Regions from separate parts of the Homo sapiens genome. Here region 1 is linked to region 2. Evidence: read pairs that join two places in POLR2A ChIA-PET (ENCODE). Cell type or tissue: A673. All regions are shown on one strand. Links, peaks and the distances in the headings refer to the core of each region. The heading gives the core; the rest is flanking DNA. Region 1 overlaps DBT (dihydrolipoamide branched chain transacylase E2). Region 2 has its middle 22 kb from the start of MIR553.

The links. Peaks named below come from ENCODE experiments on the same cell type or tissue, not always from the same donor. Only the 100,000 strongest peaks of a DNase experiment are listed, where the experiment ranks them.
Region 1: POLR2A ChIA-PET joins it to region 2 with 10 read pairs; 3 of 35 experiments call an interaction of 5 or more read pairs at or near these places.

The regions. Positions count from the first base shown.
Region 1 is chr1:100,186,636-100,191,034 of GRCh38, forward strand. DBT (dihydrolipoamide branched chain transacylase E2) reads right to left here. Exons shown (of 11, transcript NM_001918.5): 11 at 284-4,399. Among named protein-coding and RNA genes, the nearest start is that of LRRC39, 11 kb to the left of the region's middle. RefSeq lists an enhancer at 2,030-2,179. In A673, for the core only: no CTCF peak of the experiment used is centred there; a DNase peak (open chromatin) is centred at 2,236; H3K27ac peaks cover 895 bases.
Region 2 is chr1:100,300,600-100,304,998 of GRCh38, forward strand. No RefSeq gene overlaps it. Among named protein-coding and RNA genes, the nearest start is that of MIR553, 22 kb to the left of the region's middle. In A673, for the core only: no CTCF peak of the experiment used is centred there; no DNase peak of the experiment used is centred there.

The DNA of each region.
Region 1 (4,399 bases), core at 318-4,317, 110 kb before region 2:
TTAAATATTTAAGTTACTAAAATAGCTAAGAAAAATTGTTCATTTTAAGTGCTAATTATTCCCTTTTCTTTTTTCTATTATTAAATATGTATTTTATGAATAAAAAGTTAATGTTTTTAACTAGGAATTAAAATGTACTTCTGATTTTTAGGTTTGTTTTGTGCCAGTTGTCATTTTTCATACACACACACACACACACACACACACACACACGCACACACCCCACCATCAACACCACCACCACCGTCGTTTCTGTAAACCAATCAACAGTGGAGACACTAGAGACTATTATATGAAAACTGTTTATTCTATAGCCTACTGGGAATTGGCCAGAAGTTAGAAGGACATTGGAAATGACTTTTAAATCTCCATTTGAGAAAAAGCATGCCATGAGTCTAAATAACCAATTTCATTTAGCAAACAAAATACAAGTAAACAAAACACAACTTCTCTGATGAATGAAGTGGTTACCATATTTTTTCCCATTGTGTAAAGATAGTTCTCATATGAAATATATCACCTAAGCAGTAGTAATCAGAATATTCTGCAAACTTATTGGGGGTAATTTAAACCCCAAATCGGAAGAATAGAATAAAAGACATAAAAGTCTTTCTTCAAAAGAAAAACAAAACAAAACAAAAAACAATACCCCTTCGGTGTCAAATGATACAGAAATGGCACTGGTTTCCTATATGTTGACTGAGATACTTTTTACTGCATAGCAAATTAAAAAGATATGCTCATCCCACTTTTATTTTTATGCACTACTTTTAGTTCTGCAGAAATAAAAGCTATACTGAATTTAAAACTTTTTACACACATAATCCTGTGCAAACTATGTAATACTTTGTTTGTAGGATATTAACCCAACTTTCTAATATATTTTGTATATGTCTCTTTTTGTTTATTTGAGACAAAGTCTCACTCTGTCACCCAGGCTGGAGTGCAGTGGTGCAATCACAGCTCACTGCAGCTTCGACCTCCTGGGCACAGGTGATCTCACTTCAGCTTCCCGAGTAGCTGGGACCACAGGCGTGCACCACCAGGCCTGGCTAACTTTTTGTATTTTTTTTTTTTTTTTTGTAGAGACGAGGTTTTACCATGTTGCCCATGTGGGATATTTTGTATACATTTCAAAAGGCAACTACAAAAATTGGTTTTTCATATTTCTACAAATATTTTATGGAATGTTTAATATCTTGTAAATGTGGAAGCTGTGACAAATTTTTGTATTTAGAAAGTATGACAATCTGAAAATCAACATTTTACAGAAGTGACACCATTCTGTTGAAACTGGAGTATACTGCACTTATATATCATTATTTCTAATATACACCTAGTTATTAGAGAAATTAGTGCACTAAAGGACAGTGGTGGTTTTTAAAAATGATTTCTTCACTGTGGCAAGTTTGTCCTCCTCTGTCCAAAGCAACAATTGAACCAACAGGCCCTTCTAATCTTATGCCAGCAACACAATGGGATCGAGGCCAGGTTCTTGTGCAATTTGTGAAACCTTTGGTTTGCAGAGTTGTTAGCGTAGTGGCTCGGCTCATCAGCTCTGAGCATTTGAATATCTAATGTTTCAAACTGTTAGTCCTGTTCTGATTTATATTCATCCCTGCCATTCCTATTAACTTAATTACACCTGCCCACAACTTAATTTACTTGCCTTTGTTACTACAGTTTGAACTCCAGCTACATTTTTCTAAGAAATTAAATTGCTAGGTTTTTATAGCTGACTGCACTCTTAGAACTTCTCTACAGACTTTATGATCTTTTTGGACTTTACTTTTTAGCACATCTTAGGAACTATTATGAAGTTTTCTCGCAGCACACTTGAAGTTAAATAGCTTTTTCCAAGTTTAATACAGTTTGATGGCTCTTCTCGGGGTGTAGATGAGTGGGGGCACTTACATTGCCCGTTGGAGGAGACTCTGCCTTCTGCTCAGCCAAAAATCAGTGTGAATCCCTTTGACTGTTCCATCTTTCCCCATATCAAACCTAAATTATTGATCTTCCACCTGTTCTCATTTCTTCTGTCCTGTCTCTTGTTGAGTCACAACAGCTGTTCCCCATGCTCTGCGTGGTAACATTCCACATGGTACTCCATAAAAGCCTGATATAGATGACCTCTCTATAACAGAACTGCAATTATTCTTGTCATGCTTCAGTTGTTTCTGTGGCTCTCCTCTGGACTCTCTCCAAATTCTCCTGCTCAGTTTTAGCAAGCTGGCCTGGAGTTCTCTCACACGGTCTGGCTAGCACAGTAATTTGCTTGTGGTTAAAAGCCTTTGTGCTCAGTACTGAGACTGCCACATAATGAATTTTCATTTCCATTTTATTCTGAACTTGCAAACATCAGAGATTCGTGCTATCTTCAGTGTTTAAGTGGTAATGCCTTTTGTAAAATAAAGGAGGCTGCAGGCCAGGCACCGTGGCTCATGCCTGTAATCCCAAAGCTTTGTGAGGTGGAGGCGGGCAGATCACTTGAGGTCAGGAGTTCGAGACCAGCCTGGCCAACATGGCGAAACCCCATCTCTGCTAAAAATAGAAAAATTAGCCAGGCGTGATGGTGCATGCCTGTAATCTCAGCTACTTGGGAGTTGAGGAATGAGCACTGTTTGAACCCAGGAGACGGAGGTTGCAGTGAGCAGAGCCGAGATCGCACCACTGCACTCTAGTCGGGGTGACAGAGTGAGACTCCATCTCAAAAATTAAAAAAAAAAAAAAAAAAAGCCTGTGGTTATTTTGATGGGATAGCAAGGATAACATGAACCATGTAAGGTTTGGCATAAATAGTTCATAGTTGACCTGGTCTGTCTGACTGTCTGAGATGTCACTGAGTCATTTGATGACCTTGAAATGCTAAAGCATTGGAATGAATGTCTGTAGATCAGGACAGAGGTGGGTTCAGAGAACTATTTAGGAGACATCTGGGTGGGAGTTGTGGCCAACACTGATTACAGGTGAGCACTGGGGAAAAAAGCCAGGATTGCAAGGAGTTAAAGATCACCCATTCAAGAAGTTTGGCAGAAGGAGCAAGACAGGAAATTTATTCATTTAGTGGCAGTCAGAGGTAACAATATAAGAAAAGCATTCTGAGTCTTCTTTTAGGCAAACTGAAATTTGCCATTAGAGAAGGGAGTTCTTTGTTTTTCGTTTGTTTTAGGGACTATTTAAAAAATAAGAACATTTGTGTCTTATTAGTTAAGGCAGCACTATCCAATAGAATTTTCTGTGATGATGGAAACAGTCTACATCTGTGCTATCTGGTATGGTGCTATAAGCCACATGTAGCTATTTAAATTTAAATTTAATTAGTGTGGCTACTGAGCAATTGAAATGTGGCTAGTATATCTGAGTTGAATTTTGATTAATTAAAATTAAAATTTAAATTTAAATAGCTACATGTGGCTAGAGGCTACTGCATTAGACAGCTCAGAGTTCGAGTTTTACTAACTAGACTTGCAGATTAATCTCAAAATATTAATGTCTTAAAACAATAAAAGTGTATTATTCAACTATCACATCCAAACCAATTGGTGCTAGGGTGTAGGGAGGGGAGCATTCTGCTCTGCCTAGTCATTTGGAACACTGGCTCCTTCTATCTTGTGTGGTGCCATCTTCAACCTTGAAGGGTGCATGTTGGAGGGGAAGAGATAGAATATGAAGAATCTCTTGAGAAGTGTTATGGGCCATGTCTGGAAATGGCCTACATTACTTCAACCCATATACCCATATTCTAATAGTTACAAATAAATGACATGGCTCTACCTAACTGCAGGCTGAAAGAAAAGGAACAAGGTTTATGGACACATAACATTACCCTGCCACAATGAAATTTGTAGAGGTCTGGGATCAGTCTCTAATACCTCCTCCATAAGGAAATGGAAATAAATTTTAATCAGTGTGCTAAGGGAGTAAATCTGGTACAGTTCTGGATGTGAGGAAGAGACTGAAGGATCAAAGTGGGGCAATGGGGGTTCAACATGGGGCAGGGATCAGGAGGAAGAGATGGAATAAATAATAGAGGACAGAAAACAGTTGGTATTTGCTGATGGAGAACCACTTCTCGGAAAGAGAAACAAAAAGAAAGTGTGAGAATAGAAATTTTGAGGTGAAAAGGAGAGAAATTCAAGGTTCTTAGATTGAATCACTTTGTCTGCTCTGAGGTTATTTGCTTATTATGACAAGCCTGGGAAGACGTTTGGGTAGGTGCTTAAAATTAGAAGAAAAGACCCGAACAGGTACTGTAAAGAGTGCCTTGGGCATGCGCTGTAGAATTTGGAAGGCATTTGTTTCAGACTAATCTGGTAATCCAGATATTTCACAGAAAGTGTCATGTAAATTCAAATAGGTATCTTCTTTTTCTCTTGATAAATATTCCTGTGGTAAGCCA
Region 2 (4,399 bases), core at 129-4,128:
CATCAGCTGGCCCTGCAACCAGTCAGAATTCTTTTCTGGTGGAGCTGATCCAGAACTTCACTTCCAAAGGGTCTGAATCTTAGTGTCTGTTTATGTGTTGCTGTGGTTTTGCCTTAACTTTTGTTACTGGATTTGATAGTACCCAGAAGCACCTTAGAGAATGTTTTGGGCTCTAAACATAGTCTCCTGTATCTCCGTTAGTGTAGCAGCGACTCAATTTATCCTTAGTAATTGGGAGCAATTGTCCTGGCAAAAACAGTGATCCCACCTTTGTTTGTTATTTCAATAGCATGGAAGTCCCATCTTCCAATTCAGTGGAGCCATTGTTGTGACCTCTGATGAAAGCATTCCTCCTTTGAGAGCTAAAACTTCTAAACCAGCAGCAATCAAAGTTGCAGAATGGAAAAGAAAATTTTGCTGGTTGGTAGTTAACGGTCATCGTGGAGGAGCCAGTCCCAGTTCCACCCCTTGATCCATGTATTCTGGCGAAGAAAGAGTACCCTATATTATTTAATCTCTGTTTCGAAGAATTCCCTACATCCTATAGGATAGCGCCCTAACCTTTCAGAGTGTTGTCTCTCAACTGGCACTGTAACAGAAACTTCAGTAAGCTGTTTTATTAGCCCTGCTGCTTCTGAGAGATGTCACACATGGCAAGACCAATAAACTACGGGCATGAGCTCATTGGTAAACTTCTTTAGCTGAGAAACGAGTTCCTTAATCACAAACAGTATTGTGTAGAACACCCATAAGCCCATAGATCATCATTGTATTCAACTGTTGATACATAACAAATTACCCCTAAATTTAGCAGCTTAAAACAATAATGAGGCCGGGCACGGTGGCTCACACCTGTAATCCCAGCACTTCAGGAGGCCGAGGTGGTGGATCACCTGAGGTCAGGAGTTTGAAACTAACCTGGCTAACATGGTGAAACCCTGTCTCTACTAAAAATACAAAAAAAAATTAGCTGGTTGTGCTGGCAGACCCCTGTAATCCCAGCTGCTTGAGAGGCTGAGGCAGGAGAATTGCTTGAACCTGGGAGGCAGAGGTTGCAGTGTGCCAAGACCGCACTGGTGCACTCCAGCCTGGGCAACAAGAACAAAACTTTGTCTCAAAATAAAATTATTATTTCACAATTTCTGTTGATCAATCCAGGAGCAACACAGCTAGGTGGTTTTAGCTCATGGTATCTCATGAAGTTGCAACTAAGCCACTGGGCAGAGTTGCAGTCATCTCAATTACTTGAGTATTAATTGAGAATGGCGTTGAAGGATCAGCTTCCAACCTCACTCACATGGTCATTGGCAGGCTTCAGTTCCTCGAAGGTTGATGAATTGAGAGCTTCAGTTTCTTGAATGCCACATGGGTCTTTCCATAGGCCTTCTCACAACAAGGTAGCTTGCTTCCTCTAGTATAAGTGATGAGAGAGAGAGAGAGACCAAAATGGAAACCAAAGTCTTTTTTTTTTTTTTTTTGAGATGGAGTCTCGCTCTGTCGCCAGGCTGGAGTGTAGTGGCATGATCTTGGCTCACTGCAACCTCCACCTCCTGGGTTCACGTGATTCTCCTGCCTCAGCCTCCCGAGTAGCTGGGATTACAGGAGCGTGCCACCACGCCCAGCTAATTTTTGTGTTTTTAGTAGAGATGGAGTTTCACCATGTTGGCAGGATGGTCTCAATCTCTTGACCTTGTGATCTGCCTGCCTTGGCCTCCGAAAGTGCTGGTATTACAAGGTGTGAGCCACCACACCCGGCCCCAAAGTCTTTTTAAACCTAATCTCAGAAGTGATATTCCATCACATCCAAAATATTCTAATAATTAGAAGCAAACCACTAGTCCAACTCATACCTAAGGGGATGGGATTACTTAAAGGCATGAATAGCAGAAGGTGGAGATCACTGGGGGCCATTTTAGAGCCTGCCTACAACAGTTATACTGGAAGAAGCACAGACCACTAGGGTTTTGGAATAGATAATTCTTTTCAGAAACAGATCTTGGTTTTCTACGGGGCCCTGGTAGAAACTAAACTTCTGATCATGGGACATCTGGAGACCACATGTCCTGAACTACCCATGATGAACTGGACGTTTTCTGAACCACCAAGATAGAACATTGGTTGAAGGCATCAGCAATCCAACATCAAGTGAAGATGGTATGAATGAGATTCGGTGCAAGCAGATCCTGAAGTCCTGAAGACGTAAGTATGTTGCATGAGAGGTGGCTTGGTTTCCTATAGCACCTATTCCTGCTACAGTGCCATCTCTCTACTAACTCATTGTGGGGAGTTCCCAGTCACCAGCTGACTGAGGAAGAAAAAGCTAAGGCCTGGTTTACAGATGGTTTTGCACAATATATCTGGCATTAACTGGATGCAGATGGCTGCAGCATTATAACCCCATTCAGGGATGGCCTAGTAAGACAGTGGTGATGAAAAATTCTCCCAGTGGGCAGAACTCTGAGCAATACATTTAGTTGTCCACTCTGTGTAGATTAAGAGATGGTCAGAAGTACACATATTCTGATTCATGGACAGTGACTGTTAGTTTGAAATGTTGGGGACTCAGAAAAAAGGTTTTGGTAGATTGGTGACAAAGGTCACCAAAGGTTAGGGGAAGAGACAGGTGGATGACACTTTCAGGATAGAGTGAAAAAAAAATGTCCCACATGAATACTCAGCAAAGGGGATCCACTATAGAAGAGAATTTCAGTAATCAGATGGACAGAATGACCTGCCCTGTGGAGGTGTCAGTCTCTTTCTGCAGTTACCTTAATGCTTGCTCAGTGGCTCCAGTGGAAGGGATCAAGATTATGCATAGGCTCAACATGTACTTCCCTCACCAAGCTTGGTGTGGCTATGCCCATTGCTGAGTGTCTACCTTGTCAACAGCAGAGACTGAGATGGAGCCCTTTACACAGGATTTTTCCCTGGGAAAGAGGAGAAGACTACCTCTTGGCAGGTTGACCACAGTGGAGGAGGTAGCCATTTGTCCTCTGTGAATAGCTTTAATTAGGATATAGATTTGTCTTCCCTGACCGCAATGCTTCTGCCAATGTGACTATCCAGGTACTAATGGGTGTTTTTACACAATATTGCTTCTGACCAAGGAGCTCATTTTTAAGTCGTCCTTATGTAAGGACAAAGCAGATCTCTAAAAGAAAAAAAAAGCCAGGAAGATATTATATCAAAATGTTAAAAATAGTTGTCAAATGGGCATTAGTGTAATATAAGTATTTTACTTTTTTATTTTTTTATTTTCCAAATTATTGTGTGCCTGGAAAAATAAAATACAAAGGCAATTCAAGATAGTTTTAAAACTTCACCCCTGGGAAACTTAGTTCAGTTTCCCTAAGAAAAGATTGCTTGGGCTGGGCGTGGTGGCTCACACCTGTAATTTCAGCACTTTGGGAGGCTGAGGCAGGCAGATCATTTGAGGTCAGGAGTTCAAGACTAGCCTGGCCAACATTGCCAGGCCAACCCTGTCTCTACTAAAAATACAAAAATTAGCTGGGCATGGTGGCATCCCAGCTATTTGGGAGGCTGAGGTGGGAGGATTGCTTGAACCCAGGAGGCGGAGGTTGTAGTGAGCTGAGATTACACCGTTGCACTCCAACCTGGGTGAAAGAGCACTCCATATCAAAAAGAAAAGAAAAGAAAAAAGATTGCTTGAGGCTACTTTGATATTTACTTAATTTTTTCAGAGATGGGGTCTTGCTGTGTTGCTCAGGCTGGAGTAGTTGCATAATCATAGCTCACTGCAGCCTCAAACTCCTAGGCTCAAGTGAACCTTGCATCTCAGCCTCCCAAGTATCTGGTATTACAGGTGCATGCCACCACCACGCTAATTTAAAAAAAATTTTTTTTGTAGGGATGGGGTCTTGCTATGTTGCCCAGGTTAGTCTTGAACTCCAGGCCTCAAACTGTCCTGCTGCCTCGGCCTCCCAAAGGGCTGGGATTACAGGCATGCCTCACAACACCCAGCTGATTTTAATTATGATTTCAATTCTATTATTTTCAAACCACTCAGGCAAAGGCTATTGCAGCCTCATCCACAGGGATAGGGATATTGCTCTATAATCTCAGTGATCCTCAAACTTCAGTGTAATAAGCATCTTCAGAGAGATATAAAAATCTCTGTTTACTCCTCTCCCCCAAGAAATTCTGAGTGGGAAATTGTGGGTGGGACCTAGGTAGGAATCTGTATATTTATCAAAAGACCTCCAAGTGAGTGCCTCTGGTTTAGGTGGTCCACACAGACCCTTTAAGGAACACTGCTCTAGATTTACAGGTGGCTCCACGGCTGGGAAAAATTGAAGAATTCAAGTAAGTCTTGGAAAGAAACAGGTGCTAGTTATTCTGTTGTCAATAGAATCAGATTCCGGAAACACAAGTAGAAGGA